Linked DNA regions of Homo sapiens: region 2 is linked to region 1. Evidence: chromatin loops called from intact Hi-C (ENCODE). Cell type or tissue: ascending aorta. All regions are shown on one strand. Each heading gives the region's core, and the rest is flanking DNA. Links, peaks and the distances in the headings are about the cores only.

Region 1 (8,331 bases), core at 195-8,194:
ATCTGTTGGGTCAGATTCATGAGAGCTCTGGCCTTCTTCGGTTTAGGGATTTTTAAATAGTTTTTTCAAGCAGGCAGTAGATGAGCTCTGCTTGCTTACCTCTAAGAATTGGCTAGAACTCACAGAAGGCTGTTATACTCATAGTTACAGCTTGATTACATGGAAAGGATACAGATTAAAATCAGGGAAGAAAGGTATAGGGCTGAGTCCAGGAGGGCACCAGGCATGGAGTGTCCATTATCCCTTCCCCATGCAATCAGAGTGCATTACCCTCCCGGCTTTGCTATGTGCCAATACACATGAAGTATTCCCAGCCAATGAGGCTCCCTCAAGCCTCAGTGTTCTGGGTTTTTACTGGAACTTCATCACAGAGGCATGCTTGATTGTCCATGTGGCTGCGCTCAGTTTCCAGTCTCCAGTACTTCCAGGAGTGACCTAAAGCCCAGACTCTAAATCACATAGTTGCTTTTTTGCCCTGGCTAGTCCCTACCCTAAATCTTATTATTAGGCTGTCCATCATGAGCCAAGATCCCCAGGCAAAGATATTCCTATCAGGTATTACATGTTGACAGTTACCTCCCAGGAGTCTAGGACAAAGGCCAGATCTCTTTTTGGTCAAGGTTAATTTTTTTTCCTTATTTTTTAAAACTATACGACATGCCATCATTCTATTATTCAATCTTTCTATTTTATCTTCAAAATAACCCTAATTGGTGGGTAAGGATGTTTATTATTATAAACGAGATCTCGAAAGAAAAGACACTTGGGCAAAGTTGCACAGTCTATCTTTGACTCATGGTGCAATACTCTTTCCACTCTCTGAGAACACTGAGTCCTGTGAAGAAGGTGAAAGGAAGGTGTGTGCGTGTGTGTGCACGTCTGTGTTGGTGTGTGTAAATGTATATCTAATAAGTGTGTATAGATATGTGTATGTCTCTGTATTTGTGTTTGTGTATACATGTGGATGTCTGGGTGTCTATATGCATGTTTGTGTGTGTGTACACATGCTCATGGGGAAGGTTAAAGAGAAAATTGGCCCGGTGCGGTGGCTCATGCCTGTAATCCCAGCACTTTGGAAGGCTAAGGCGAGCAGATTGCCTGAAGTCAGGAGTTCGAGACCATTCTGGCCAACATGGTGAAACTCCATCTCTACTAAAAATGCAAAAAAATTATCTGGACGTGGTGGCATGCACCTGTAAACCCAGCTACTCAGGATTGCTTGAACCAGGGAGGTGAAGGTTGCAGTGAGACGAGATCGCACCACTGTACTCCAGCCTGGGCAACAGAGTGAGATTCCATCTCAAAAAGGAGAGAGAGAGAGTCAGCAGTGTGCAGTGATGCACATCTGTAATGCCAGCTACACAGGAGGTGGACGGAGGAGGATCACTTGAGCCCGGGAGTTTGAGAGAGAGAGAGAAAATTTCAATAATCTTGCAGTTAGAAGGAAAAACCTGGGGCTGAGCACAAAGAGACATAAAGCACAGCATAAAGAGGCAGAGAAATGTCTAATGAAAAGTGACAAAGAATTAATTAGTTCTTATATAAAGAAATATAGGACTTTAGCAGCAGGATAAAACTGGAATATAATTTCTTCTAGAATCCTGATAATCTTTGTGAGAAAACTGTTGGTCATATATGTTAATTGCCAAAACTTGCAGGACCCTATGCAATAGAACTAGCAAATAAAACCATCTTTCTGAAACTCACTATGCTACAAGCAGCATTCAACTCTTTCTCAACCAAGATTTCACTAACCTATCTCCAGCTTCCAGATGGTGAGGGAAAGTGTGATGAGATTTTATGATAAATTGTGCCTGTCTCTGAGTCCATCTCCTTCTATTGAAGAGAAGGAAAATGAGGTGAGCACATTACAGCCCTGCTGACAAAAGTCACAAGATAAGCAAATAATTATTACTTAAAACCAGGGAGTCCTATAATTTATTCATGAATGCCACACATTCTATATTAGATCTTCCATTTCAATTTACTTGTATTATTTGAAGCTAATTTATAAGATTCAAATTATTCAGAAAATGCTCCCACGTAAATAGAAGAAAACACTTTAACCAGAGGAAGTATCATGCTACACAATATGGTGTGGTGGTGAAGGGTGCAGGCTCTAAAACCAGAAAACACAGGTTCAAGTCCTGGCCTTACCACCTTGGGAAAGTTACATGGTCTCTCTGTGCCTCCATTTCCCCATCTAAAATGTGGGGATGACAATAATAGTGTCTATTTCACAGAGCAGTTTTGAGGAAAATAATATATGTAAAGCACTGTGAACAGCAGTTAGTGCTATGTAAGTGTTTGCTCTAGTTATTTTAACATTTCAGATGATAAATATCTACCCTGTTATTCAGATGACAAGCGTCCCTAAGCTGATAACATGATGAAGAGCTTTTGGGTTTCTTAATTTCCATCAGTTTTGTGAGGGAAAAAATACCACATGAAGAAGAGCAACTGAAGCAGGCGTGAGGAGGAAACTTGGCTTAAGATTGGGGGGCTTGGGGTTATTAGGCTTTCATCTTCTAAAATGTCCTAAGCTCCATTGATAAGAAGACACTTAGTATCAATCCAGCTAAAAAGGAACAATAGACCCCACAAGACACTGAGTTAGAGACAAAAATAGCAGGGTAATAAATGAAATATGGAAAACTACACAACCAGAAAAATAAACAGCTACCAGTACCCAAAACGTGGTTAAATCTCACAGGATTATATTGAATGAAAGAAGCCAGCCACAAACGTGCACATACTGAATGGTCCCATTTATATGAAGCTAAAGAACAGGCGAAACTAATCCATGGTTGCAGAGGTCAGGATCCTGGTTAACTTTGAGGGGACAGCAACTGAGAAGGGGCAAGAGGGAGCCCTCTGTGCTGATGGGAACATTCTGTATCTTGAACTGAGTGGCGGTCACATAAGTGTGCACATATGTAAATAGTAAGGAGTTGTAGCTTAAGGTATAGGCACCTCGCTGAATGTAAGATACTGTCTTAGTCCATGTGTGCTGCTGTAACAAAATATTTGAGACTGGGTAATGTGTAAAGAACAAAAATGTATTTCTCACAGTTCTGGTGGGTGGGAAGTCCAAGATCAAAGCGCCAGCAGGTTTGTAGTCTAGTGAGGGCTGCTCTCTGCTTCCAAGATGGCACCTTAAATGCTGAGACCTCCAGAGGTGAGGAATGCTGTGTCCCAGCATGGTGGAAAGAACAGAAAAGCAAAAGAAGAAAACCGAGCTGGGTAGCTCCCTCAAGCCCTTTCATAAGGTCACTAATCCCATTCACGAGGGGGCTCCTCCTTACAGCTTAGTCATCTCCTAAAGACTCCACCTCTTAATACTATCACATTGGGGTTTAAGTTCCAACATGAATTTTGGAGGAGACACAATCATTCCAACCATAGCAAATATACTTTACTAAGAAAGAAAAAAACATAGTCTCTAAATATGATATTTTAAGAGTTTATATATTTAAAGCTCAATTTTCTGCTTGCTTACATACATATTTGTGACCATGAGTGTCATTCTTGGCTGAGAAACATTTCAGTAAATTTTAAAAAGTCTCACATTATCTATTAATATCTTATTCAGATAAGATCAAATTTCTAACCTACATTTTAGGTTGAGACAGAAACCCAGTCATTTGTTGCAATGTGAGAATGACAGAGAGATAGTAACTAGCAGAATCCAACTATAAAACTAAATTTAAGGGCACAATTCTCTACTAATCACTCCCCCAGACAAATCATTACTTGGATAGCAATGAATCAACTAAAAATGGAAGTGAGAAAAGTTCGAGTCCTTTTTGCGATGGATGGATGCTTATGAGACTATTAAGTGAAGGGGGTTCGGAAATAAGGGGATAAATGGCATACTAATTTGAGGTTGAATGGAGTAATGAGATGACCTTGGAAATATAAGAATCCTGCTTAATGGGGCTTGTCTACTTGCAATTCGATAAACTAATATACGTAAATTCAAGGAGATAAAGGACATGAGCACTCAGCACAAAATTACAGGAATAGATTTAGCAAAGAGGAACCAAAGTTGAGATAAGGGCCACTGTTCCAGGTCTGACATCTTTAATTCTTGAGTCATGGGGATGGTAAACCAGAGAACAGAGTCTTCCGACTGGAAGCTAAAACCAGCCTTTGGGGTGGGTTCAGAGAGCCTGTTCAGACTCAAGATGCGAAAACAGATGTTGCATGGTCGAAAACATCCCGAGTGCAAGGGCATTTTCAAAGACAGCGGTGCTCAGGGAAAAAGAATACTGTGTGTTTAAAAAGAAAAAAAATTAAAAGAAAGAATGGAAACAAGGAGGAAAAAGTGACCGGAGTGTAGGGTGACCATACGTTCTGGTTTGCAAGGTACAGCTAATGTTATGTCTGCTGTCCTGGTACAATTATTATAGTGCCCCCTTTCACTCTCCGAAGTGTCTTGATTTGGATGATAAAGCATATGATCACCCTATTAAAGAGAGGAAATTAGCCAGAAGACCTTTGTGTCGATTTTAAACGGTGTGGACTGATCCGCAGTCGCGCTCTTGCCGCTGCCCAGCTGAGCAGCGTGCACCACCTCTGCGTCGCCCTACCCCGCCCTGCCTGGGTCTCCAGGAAGGTTGGAGCGGAACCCGCGCTGCTCTGGTGCCACCTGCAGGTTATATGGGGGAACTGCTTCTCTCCACCCCACTACCCACCACCCCACATCCCCACCGCCACCTTGGACAGCCTTGGACTTGGCCAAAAGACATTAAGAGCACGCGAAGCCCTGGCTGGGGAGTGGGCTGGACCCTGCAGTGAAGCCCGCGTTACAGAATCAGACGGTCCCGGCTTAAGCCAACAAAGCCAAGCTCCTCTACTTCCTACCCACTCCTGGTCTTTCTCATTTTGTAGACAGGAAACTGAAGCCTAATTCAGATTTTTCATTGGTAGGATTGTGAAGCATACAGCGGGAGCCTCCCAGGTGCCATTCCCCACATCTCTGTCTTTCCGCTAACACTTTAGGGTAGTGGGGAGCTTAAGCTTACTAAGTTCCTACTGTGTACTGGCCAGAGTGGGCACTTTTATCTCCAGCCTCGCAATTGATGGGAAATAGGTGATTATACAACTAGGAGACAGGATCAGAGTGGGCTAGCGATGTGCTCACAGTCTCTCAGCTGAAACTGGAACCCAGGGGTCTTTGATTCTAAAGCTAGTGCTCTTTTTGGGTCTCCAGCTTGAGTAATAGTTGTAAAATACAAAGAGCACCATGAAAATCTAATATCAATCCATATAAGACTGTATTGCAAACAGAAACATAGAGTGTCTTCGTGGGAGTGATGGGGAGGGGGGAGATTACCTCAATTCTATGTAACCTGGAAACTCTCCGAGGAAAATGAATGAAGCATGACCAAGTGCAATTTGTCTGATAAAATCTGTCAGAACGTGGGGCCTTGTGTGTCCTGGGTAGTGAAGATGAGAAATCATGGTGCTGGACATTTGCTAAGGTGTTCCTTATGAAATCACTCAGGGCCTCAGTGCCTCCACTCTCTCCATGACCCCAGGCAGTTTCCCCATCTGTCTTCATCCTACTGCCTGGCACACTATCCATCAAACTGTTTTTAGAGTTATGTCTCGATAAAATAAAAATCATGGTGGGAGTCATTTACACCCTAGTGAGAGTCATCTAAGATTCCCTTATCTTTTCAGACCTTTTAGCTGAAGTTGGTTATGAGAGAGGATGGGGAGGGGGAAAAGGGTTGGGGCAAGCACTTGGAGCTTGCACTGTTTCTTGCCGGTGCCCTGGCACAGTGTGAATATGTCCATCTAAATGGAGAGCTCTATGCATGTTCCTCTCTACTCCCTTTGTCACTAATACCAGTTCCCAAGGCAGAGCCCCAGGAGGGCTGGACTGAAGGACCTGGAGGTAATAGCAAACGCTTGGCTTTGGGTTTCAGGTCAAGCTCTGCCAGTGACTTGCTGTGTAAGAGGAGACAAGTCAGTTCACCTCTCTACACTTCAGTGACCTCATCTGTAAAAGACTGGTCTGGACTAGATTAATGATTTTCTTATTTATTTTATTATTATTATTATTTTTGAGATGGAGACTTGCTCTGTCGCCCAGGCTGGAGTGGAGTGCAGTGGTACAATCTCGGCTCACGGCAACCTCTGCCTCCCAGGTTCAAGAGATTCTCCTGTCTCACCCTCCCAAGTAGCTGGAACTACAGGTGCCTGCCACCACACCCGGCTAATTTTTGTATTTTTAGTAGAGATGTGGTTTCACCATATTAGTCAGGCTGGTCTTGAACTCCTGACCTCAGGTGATCCACCTGCATCAGCCTCCCAAAGTGCTGGGATTACAGGTGTGAGCCACTGTGCCCAGCCTAATGATTTTCTTTAGGTTTTGCAATTGTTTTTTGTTTTAACATTATACTCAATTCTTCCTCCAGCATTATTAAGGTATAATTGATAAATAAAAATTGTATATAGTTACAGTATTCAATGTGGTGTTTTGATATATGCATACATTATAAAATTATTAAATCAAGTTAATTAACATTTCCATCACCTCACAACTTATTATTATTATTATTATTGTGGTAAGAACATTTAAGATGTATTTGCTTAGAATAGTGTTTACTAGCAGTGAGGAAAGTTAAGCGGGAGAGAGTAGCCAAAGGCTGGCTAACAGGTTAACAGATACAAGAGTACATGGCTGGGCCGGGCGCGGTGGCTCATGCCTGTAATCCCAGCACTTTGGGAGGCCAAGGCGGACCACCTGAGGGCAGGAGTTCGAGACCAGCCTGGCCAACACGGTGAAACCCCGTCTCTATGAAAAATACAAAAATTAGCTGGGCATGGTGGCTCATGCCTGTAATCCCAGGTACTTGAGAGGCTGAGGCATGAAAACAGGAGGCAGAGGTTGCAGTGAGCCAAGATCATGCCACTTCACTCCACCACCCTGGGAGATAGAGTGAGACTCTGTCAAAAAAAAAAAAAAGTACATGGCTGAGTTTGGTGGCTCATGCCTATCATCCCAGCACTTTGGGAGGCTGAGGTGGGAGGATCACTTGAACCCAGGAGTTTGAGAGCAGCCTGGGGAACATAGGGAGATTCCCATCTCTGCAAAAAATTTAAAAATTCGCCATGCACTTTTAGCTACTCCGGAGGGCTACAGAGGTCAAGGCTGCAGTGAGCTGTGATTGCACCACTGCACTCCAGCCTAGGGGACAGAGTGAGACCCTGTCCGAAAAAAAAAAAAAGAATACAGCTAGATAGGAGGAATAGTTCTAGTTTCTTTAGCACTATAGGGTGACTATAATTTATGACAATTTATTATATATTTTCAAATAGCTAGAAGAGTGGATTTTGAATGGTCCCAGAACAAAGAAATGATAAATATTTGAGGTGGTGGAGACGCTAATACCCTGATTTGATCATTATACATTACATACATATATAAAAATATTATACTGTACCCCATAAACAAGTACAATTATTATGTATCAAATAAAAATAATAATAAAAGCAAAAAATCTACTCTCTCAGCAATTTTAAAGTATACATTATTATTAACTATAGTCATCATGCTGTACAACAGATCTCCAGAATTTATAAGATTCTATTTAATTCCATTCAAAGTACTACATACATAGAGTTAAGAACAAAATGGTATCTGGAGCAAGAAATCCTCGGTAAAACAAAAAAAGAAGAAAAAAAGAACAAAATGGTAATAAAAGGCTTATATCAAAAAGCATTTCCTCTGCCCTTTCCTTTCTTGCATTGAGTCCTAAATCCCAGAGGCCATCACTTTAAACTCATTTTGCTATTTCCTCTGGTATTTATCATCATATTTCTAAATAATGTTTATGTTGCTATTTCTTGATTTGTTTTCTTCAGTATCTGTCTACCTCCTGGCATAGCTCAGTATAGGGCTTACCTCCCTTATGAGGTCTTAACAATTTCCTTGCTTCCAATCTACCAGTCTGATTGGATCATAGTCTTATGAAATCCAAAGCATTTCCATTATTGTAGGTATCTAAATATTGTTCCCTAACCCAACTCCTGCACTGAAATTGTCTAATTTCTTTCCTTTTTTTCCCTCAGAGTTAATAATTGCTTTGTATTTTTTTCCTTCATTTGCTTATATGTTTTTGTACCTATTACCTACCTTTTTTTTTTTTTTGAGACAGAGTCTCACTCTGTCATCCAGGCTGGAGTACAGTGGCACAATCTCAGCTCACTGCAACCTCCAAGTCCTGGATGCAAGCAATTCTCCTGCCTCAGCTTCCTAAGTAGCTGGGACTACAGGCGCATACCACCACGCCTGGCTAACTTTTGTATTTTTTAGTA
Region 2 (8,331 bases), core at 93-8,092, 110 kb before region 1:
TGCTGCGGCTCAGCCCCTCGGGTGGCATCGAGGCTGGCGCCACTCTGGCTCCCCTGCACAAAGGGCCTCCCGCATTCACCTTCCCTGTCACCCCAGGGAAGGCCCCAGGGAAGGTCACCCTCCAGGCCCAGCCTCCCTGCTCTCCATCTGCCCTAGTCCTGTGTGTCCCTCAAGGCCAGCTTATGTCCCCTACCCAGGAAGGCCCCAGCTCTTACCCTCACCAAGTTCTCACTCCCAGAAACCCCCAGCGCTGACCAACAGTGCTCCCTAATCTGTCTCACTGGTGGGACAGGGGTCTCCTTTCAGAGCCTCCGTGTGTGCCTGGCCGGGGCCGGGCACAGGTGGGAATGGTGATTTTAGAAATGGGCCCTCCTTCCAGCTGAGGGAGGGGTGCGTGGCGCAGAGAGTGGGGGGCTGATGGTTGGCACTGTTCTGCAGCACAGAATCAGCGTGGGATGGGCCCAGGTGCTTCCAGAGCAGTTAGGGGCCCTCCTTATGTTGGGCAAAGGGGACCCCTTTTTCAGGCCTCCCACTTGCAAGCAGAGCAGGTGCCTGTTCCTGAGGTCCTGGTACCAGTCTTGCTGGGTCAATTACTTGCGGGCAGAGCTGCAGTGGGACTCACATGCCCGGAAAACAGAGCCTTCTGGCATTCCTGGGCTTCCTCCCCCGGCCCCAGGGAGCCCTCAGGCCCAGCCCTGGCAGGAGGGGCCATAATGTTGCGGGGCAGGACCCCAGCACTAGGCTTCTGGAGCAAACACAGGTAGATGGCACCACCTGGTGGCTGTGCTGCCACACAGCCGTCCTGGCCTGTGGTTCCAGAGCACTGTGTCCCACTCTTTGGCGGCTTCCGCACCACCAGGCCACCCGCTACGGGCACATCCTAGACCACCAAGGCCCCGCCCCCACCCCCGCCCCAGGCACCCCATGCCAGAGACAGCCCAAGTCAGCCCTTTATGGAAACTTCAGTGGCTCCTGCTGACCGGGGAGGATGCACCCCAGAAGCTGGGGTTCAAAGCCCTGCCATGTGGGCTTTGTAAAGCCATGCCCTTTCTGTTCCACCAGAACTACTTTTGCAACCATGGAGAAGTTCCATCCCACGTCTGGGCCTCAACTTCCACCTGCAGAGTGGGGCCCTTACCTCTGCCTGAGCGAAGTTCACCAGGGCCTTCCCTGCACTGTCCTGCTGGGCGTGGAACAGCCTTGTGCAGGAGTTTGGGGAGCCAAGCCATGGCCTTCACTTGCTGGGTGAAGGTGGGAAACTTAACAGCTTCCGCCCTGATGCCTGCCCTTAAGGGCTTGTAAGTGATTCTGTCAGATGTTCTGGTCCTTAGCCACAGAAGAAGGAACAGCAGAGCCACCCGTGGCCGCTCAGAAGTCTGCCTACCATACTTGCAAACATCCAATAAAAAAACTTCCCACCTGTGTTCTATTTCAGCACAATCTCACTTCTCTCCTTCCAACAACCCCGTGAGGCATGTGGCAGCGTCCCCATTTTGCAGAGGAGGAAACTGAGGATCAGAGCTGGGGGAGCTCTGAGCCGCGAAGTAGGGGACGCTGGCCTCTTTCTCGAAGCAGACATGGGGGTGTTCCCAGGGATGCTCTCACCTGCAGGCCTGTGTTTGTAGTGAGGATGGGGGGTTGGTCATTGACAGGCAGGACAGTGACAGTGAAGGCCACAGGATGGCTCTGGCGATCCATCTCGGAGGCATTAGCCATCAGGACAAAACTGTCTGTCAGTGTCTCGCTCCCGTCATGCACGTAGCGGATCAGCTGCTCTTCCACCTAGGGGCAGGCCCAGGGCTGGCAGTCAGGCCCCAGCAGCACCCTTCATGCCCTGCCTTTGGGTGCAGGAGGAGACTGACTCTTTTAGGGCTTCATTTTCCATTGGTAGAAAATGGGGACCATAAGTTCTGGCTCCGAGGAGTTGTGAGGAAGAAAAGATATATGGTATTTAAAGCATAGGTGCTTCTGAAATGTGACTCCCCGTCTCCTCTCTGTGTATAACCCCCAGACTGGGAGTCCCCAGGGCTCCCTCCACTCTGCCCCCAGAGCTGGGCTGCAGCCCCTGGGCCTCTCTCACAGCCATACCATTCTCCAGGAGAAGGCGCTGAGGGTCCTGGCTTGAGGTCCGTCCTCCTTCTGCAGGGCTCCATGCTGGGGTGGCTCCAGCACCTGCAGGCTGAGGCCCAGGAGAGTGGGGAAGTAGGGCCCGGAGACACGGAGCAGTGGAGGGGCCAGGGTGAGGCTGCCACCCTCAGGGACGCTGAAGTTTTGCGCCTCTAGTGGGATGGCAGCGGGCAGCACCTCCAGCTCCACAAGGACGCCCTCGAGGGGAGCACCCAGGCCTGAGGCCACATCCAGCGAGAAGGCATCGCTCCAGGCCTCAGGGCGGGAGTGCAGGTACAGGACCCTGCCTGTGTCCACTGCCTCCTGGGAGAAGCTCTGCACAGGGTCCAGGCTGGGTGGCTCATCTGCCAAGGCGCCACGCGACACCATCACCAGGTAGCCGGCACTCGGTGGGCTCTTCACTGAGAATACGATGTCTGCAGGTGGCACTGCCTCCTGGGCTGCCTGGTTAACAGAGGTCACAAGGACTCACAGGGGGCCACAGAGGGGGTCTCAGAGGGGTCCACTGTGGCCCTAAGAAGCCGGAACAGGCTTGATCTTGCCCCACTTATTCCTCTAGATACCACTGCTCATTTAGACACACAAACACACACGTGGGTTCACACACACAGCAGCCAGACATGCAGCTGGTCACATTTTTTGTTTTTTGAGACAGGGTCTCACTCTGTCACCCAGGCTGGAGTGCAGTGGTACAATCACAGTTCCTTGAAGCCTCAACTTCCCAGGCTCAAGGGATCCTCCTACCTCAGCCTCCCAAGTAGCTGGGACCACAGGCATGTGCCACCAGGCCCGGCTAATTTTTAAATTTTTTGTGTAGAGATGGGGTTTCACTGGGTTGCCCCGGCTGCTGGTCACATGTTAATGCCCACCCCACACACGGTTGCAGGGGGTCGGTCACACAGCTTGAGATGCACTCCCTCAGGGAGGTGCATAATCACATGTCCCCAGACTCAGTGACACAGACACACGAGTTCATCATATGCTGACGCAGTCACACATGTACACATGCGTGTGTGCACACACACACACACAGGCCCCCCTGCTCAGGATCCGTTCAGGCCTGTGGCTGGTTTGCAGGCAGCACCTCCCCAGCCCCTGCTATTACCACCCAGGACCATCAGAGGGCGCCCCGCCCCACCCCTCCTGGAGGCACAGCCGCCTTCAGCTCAGGCCCTACAGAGCTCACGCCCCAAAGGCCACACGGGCTCCCTCACCTGATGGGCCAGCCACAAGAGGCCAAACCACCCCCCAAACTCACATTCCTGTTCTATGCATTTGCCCGGAATGTTCCTTCTGCCTGGAATACCACTCCCCATTCTCTGCTCCTGATGGCCTGTGCTCTTCAGAGCCCGGCCCAAACGCTGCCTCCTCCCGCGAGGCCTTCCTGACTCCAGATCTGCTGGCTTGCTGTCGGCCCCAAGCTCCAGACATGCAGACCAGAAGGGTCTCCGAAATGAGCAGTGTAGGAGAGTAAGGCCAAGAGCGGGCAAGGACTGGCCTGAGGTCACAGGGCAAGTCAGTGAGCCTGCTGGAGGGCCCGTGGTTGCTCTGTGGGGTTCCTGGGTGGGCAGAAGCCACCCAGGTCTGGGCTCTGAGAAAAGAGTGGGGGACATGAGGGTCTGAGGAGTAGCGGCCTGTCTCCACGGTCAGCAATCCCCAAAGCTCAGGACCCGTGATGTCCTCCCAGGGAACTGACTGCAATGGAGATTCTCGGGCTCCACGTCAGAGATTCTGTAGGGCTGGGTGGGGTCCAGGAATCTGCATGCTCAGCCATGTCATACACATGAGTGGACACAACCTCTGGAGGCGCACACAACTCCCAGGAGGATGGGTGTATAGCAAGCTCCCCAGAAACTCCTGGGAGCACAACATATACGGGAGCACATCTGAGGCACGTGCACACATGTAACCTGGAGCCACCACAGCCACAGCCCAAGTCACGTGTGTTCCTGGCATGGAGGCTGGGAGAAGGCCCTCTACCTGGCCCACACCCCTGCTCACCACCTCCAACTCCTCACCTCCAGCTGGTCCCTTCTGATCTCAGCTGCCTCTCCCTGGAAGACGTAGATCTTCTTGTGCCGGACCAGCTTCAGTGGGGCCAGTGGGCCCTCTAGGGCAATGGTCACTTGTAGGGTGGCATCCGTGTGCACTGGCCCTGCTTCCACGGAGAAGGCCATGGTGTCGCGGGGGCTGAGGCTGCCATTGTGGCTATAGAGAACGGCCCCATCCAGCAGGTCCTGCTGGGAGAAGGCTGTGGCTGGCTGACCAGCCCGGACTAGCTGTCCCCAGCGAGGGCCAGCTGTGACGTGGTAGTGGACCTCATCCCCACTGCGGATGTCGAGGTTGGTGTCCAGGTGGAGCACGGCCGTGTCGATGGTGCCCTGGCCTCCTTGAGGGACCACAAGGCTGGAGCCGTTGGCCACACGGAGGTAGGGTTCCGAGGCCTGCACCTCCAGCAGCGCAGTGGCCTGGTGTTGCCCGTCGGACACCTGCAGCTGGATCCAGCCACGGTCAGCCCCTGAGTGCACGAACAGTACTCGCCTCTTCCTGAGGTCCTCCTGGGTGAAGCGGTAGATGGGCCGCGTGGGCTCATCTACGGCCACGATACTGCCAAAGAGGAGGTCCTTGCGGGTAAGCACCAGCTGGGCGTCAGCAAAGCCCGAGTCAGCATCGCTGAAGGCCACGTCGTCTGTAGTCAGCAGCCGCCGCCCACCCCGGGCCACATGGAAGATCCGGCTGATGGTCTGCACAGGGGCGTGGTCATTCACGGGCTGGATGGCCACTCGGAAGACACCCCGTACCTCCTCCCAGGCCATGTCACCACTGCTCTCGCCCTGGCGGGTAGCAACAAATGGGATATCATCTTCTGTGGTCTCGGAGTCATCATGCTGGTAGACCAGCCGGCCACGCAACAGGTCTTCATTGGTGAAGGATGTCACCATAGTGGTCTTGTCCTGTGTCCCACGCCAAGCCAACCTCCCATGGCGGGGCCGCTCCATGACCTCATAGAGGTAGCTGGCACTGTTGAGACTCTTGACAAAGAGGTGGTCAGCAGAGAGGACACCCTCACCACCCTCAGGCACCACGAGGAGGACATTGGTGAGGACAGGCGCATCTGGGTCACCACCAATGTGGATGGGGAAGGTATAGAGTGGGGAGAAATATGGTGGAGCTGTGACACGGAAACGGAAGGTGTCCTCGACTGCCTCTGAGGCACGTGCTGTGGCCCCATAGGTCACCCGGCCAGCCTGTATGTCATCCTGGGTGAAGCCCTGGCCATCTGACAGCCTTGTGCCCTGTAGTTGAAGGTTGCCTTTCCTGGGAGCCTGAACCACCTCATAATGGAAGGTTGGGGGGCTTGGGCCTGCCTCCTCCAGGGTGGCCTCCAGGTGGGCTGTGGTGAGGGTCTCCTGCTGGGTGTTCTGAGTGTGCAGTGGCTCCAGCCGCAGCATCCACACAGTGGCTCTCTGGATGGTCACTGGGAAGGACAGATTGCTCAGGATCTCCTGGCCCACCTGCACCTCCAGGGCCAGGTTCTCCACGGTGTCGTAAGCGTGGTGCTGTGGGTCAGTGCTCAGGTACCTCACGCGGCCCTGCTCCACATCCCGCTGGTGGAACGCCTGTGTGGCCCACCACTCAGCACCCTCCACCCCACCTGCCCCCTGCTTCTGCAGCTCCCCAAACTGCAGGGCCCCAGTGACGCGGAACAGCACGCTCACATCCTGCCCCACGGCATTGGTCTCCACCGACAGGTTGGCGGGCAAGATGGGCATGGCAGAGCCTTGGGCCAGTCGCAACCCTGTGCTGCGGTGGATCTGTATGGCCGGCCGGATGGCCACCACCTTCAGCGTGGCCGGGGGGCTGGCCTGCAGTCCATCGCTGACCCGGAACGTCAAGTCCTGTGCAGGACCACCGCGGTGGACATAGACTAGGCTGCCGGCCTCCAACTCCCGGCAGGAGAACTCGGTCGCCGGCTCCCCAGGCTGGTCTCGGCGCTCCACGGGGAGGCCAGAGGAGGTGCCAAGGACCTGGAAGGTGAGGCCCTCACAGGCAGAGTCCGGGTCATAGGCCTGGAAAACCTCAGGCCCCAGCGGCTTCTGCGTGTGTTCCAGGATCACCATGAGGCTGCCATGTGGGAAGATGATGTGGGGTGGGTCATTGACAGGGTTGACCTGGATGGGCAGGAGGTATGTTTGGCCCCTCCGAAGGCATGAGGGCATGGGCACCCGAGCCGTCACCGACACCTCCAGCACCAGCTGGTCGGAGGTGTCCTCAGAGCCATCGTGGATGAAGCGGGCCTTGCGGTTCACCACGTCCAGGAGGGTGAACATTTTTCGTGCCTGGGCTCCCGGGATGTCCAGCTCGAGCTCGCCATGGCGTGCCCCTCGGGTCACGCTGAACAGCACCTGGGATTTGCGCAGCTCAGCCTCCATCAGGTCCAGCGTGGGCTGCACATGCCTCCACTCAAGCCAGGCTGTGCCCCCCTCGGCCACCACCAGTGGGCTGATAGTCAGCAGCTGGGTGAAATTGGCAAAGACAGGAGGCAGCCCTGGCTCAGGCACGCATGGCTCAGGCAGCTCCATGGCTGGCCAAGCCTCAGGGGCCAGGGTGGAGAAAGCTTCATAATGTCCATAGGCATCGTCCTCATACTCCTCCTCCTCCAGCCTGCAGCCGGCTGCCATGTTGCGCGTCAGCAAAGCTTCCCGCAGCCCCCGCCTCTGGCCATTGACACTGAGGTCTTCCATGCAGCCCAGCAGGGAGGCATTGGTGGCCTCTGGTGTCAGGCCCAGGCGGTGTTCCTGGAGGTGACGAGAGGCCTCTGCATCCAGCCCCCCGAGAAGGAGACTGCCCCGTGGCTCCAGGTAGCTGAGGACTCCTCGGTTCGAAGTATGCGTAGGGTACTGGTCCACGGAGATTTCCAGCCGGTGAGCATTGATGTGGACACTGACCTCATGGGGCTGCCCATCGGCCACAGGCACACTGTTGTGGAGCAATACGGTACCCTGGCCCTTCTCCACCACGGCCCGCAGGTGGCCCTCAAATATGTCCACATAGATGAAGTCCCCACGCCGGCCCCCTGCCTGGAAGGCCAAGGGTGCCTGCCGGCTCTGTGTGGTGAGTGTAAACTCTAGGGTTCCTTCGTCCTGAGTGCCCCAGGCAGGGAAGGCAGCCAGAGAGTGGGGCCCAGAGAAGCCCAGGGCCACATCATCACTGGCAGAAAACTCTTCAGCACAGCCCTCATGCACATCGGGGGTCAGAGGCCGGAGGAGGCTGCGGCCATTGAGGGTGGCTGCATGGAGGCAACCCCTCAGGGGTCGGCTGGTTCCCCTCAGGTAGGGCAGGCCAAGGGTCCCAGTGCCCCCAACAAAGAGCCCATAGGGGACCTCTAGGGGGGCTCCTGGGACTGCTGAGGAGGCGTTCAGAAACCCATCGACTGACAACGTGGCCCAGCCCTCTACGACAGTCAGCACCACAGTGTGGGGGATGGAGTCACTCAGCAGCGTCTCTGCTGGAGTCTGCAGCCTCAGCTCCTCCTGGCCCAGAACAAGTCTGACCTGAAGAGAGATGGGGAGTGGGAGATAGTGGACAGCACTTTGGATCCATCATTTCCCTTATAAAAGCATAGAGCCGGGCGTGATTGCAGTGGTGGCTCATGCCTGTAATCCTAGCACTTTGGGAGGCCAAGGCAGGCGGATCACCTGAGGTTAGGAGTTTGAGACCAGCCTGGCCAACATGGAGAAACCCTGTCTCTACTAAAAACACAAAATTAGCTGGGCATGGTGGCGCATGCCTGTAATCCCAGCTACTTTGGAGGCTGTGGCAGGAGAATTGCTTGAACTCGGGAGGTGGAGGTTGCAGTGAGCTGAGATCATGCCATTGCACTCCAGCCTGGGCAGCAAGAGCGAAACTCTGTCTCAAAAAACAAACAAAAAAAAAGCATAGTGAGTTCCCCACACTTGGGGCCCCAGAGTGGAAAACCTAGGACAAGAGCCTCTGGTGCCACTCCTCTTGCCGTCCTGCCATCTCTTTATTCATCCTCCAAACACTCACCAAAGGAAACTCTGGGCCAGGGCTGGATGGGCTCTGGGGACCCTGATATGAATCAGATGTGGTCCTCGCCCACAAGGAACTGACATACAGCAAGATGCTCTCCTAGAAATCCAACCTGTGTTTTTAAATTCTTCCCCTCTTTCCTTGAGTGAG

What was found. Hi-C counts contacts between places; a loop is a spot of excess contacts. Peaks named below come from ENCODE experiments on the same cell type or tissue, not always from the same donor. Only the 100,000 strongest peaks of a DNase experiment are listed, where the experiment ranks them.
Region 2: a loop joins it to region 1, with 11 times the contacts of the local background. A loop is called at or near these places in 66 of 110 quality-filtered maps.

What each region holds. Positions count from the first base shown.
Region 1 is chr15:75,797,618-75,805,948 of GRCh38, forward strand. No RefSeq gene overlaps it. Among named protein-coding and RNA genes, the nearest start is that of MIR4313, 39 kb to the left of the region's middle. In ascending aorta, for the core only: a CTCF peak has its summit at 4,664 (motif pointing left); a DNase peak (open chromatin) is centred at 4,614; H3K4me3 peaks cover 632 bases.
Region 2 is chr15:75,683,131-75,691,461 of GRCh38, forward strand. It overlaps CSPG4 (chondroitin sulfate proteoglycan 4), which reads right to left. Exons shown (of 10, transcript NM_001897.5): 3 at 4,146-7,682; 4 at 2,089-2,571; 5 at 1,606-1,782. Among named protein-coding and RNA genes, the nearest start is that of CSPG4, 26 kb to the right of the region's middle. RefSeq lists enhancers at 1-171, 3,051-3,556, 3,557-4,061. In ascending aorta, for the core only: CTCF peaks have their summits at 793 (motif pointing left) and 3,243 (motif pointing right); DNase peaks (open chromatin) are centred at 773 and 3,241; H3K27ac peaks cover 2,867 bases.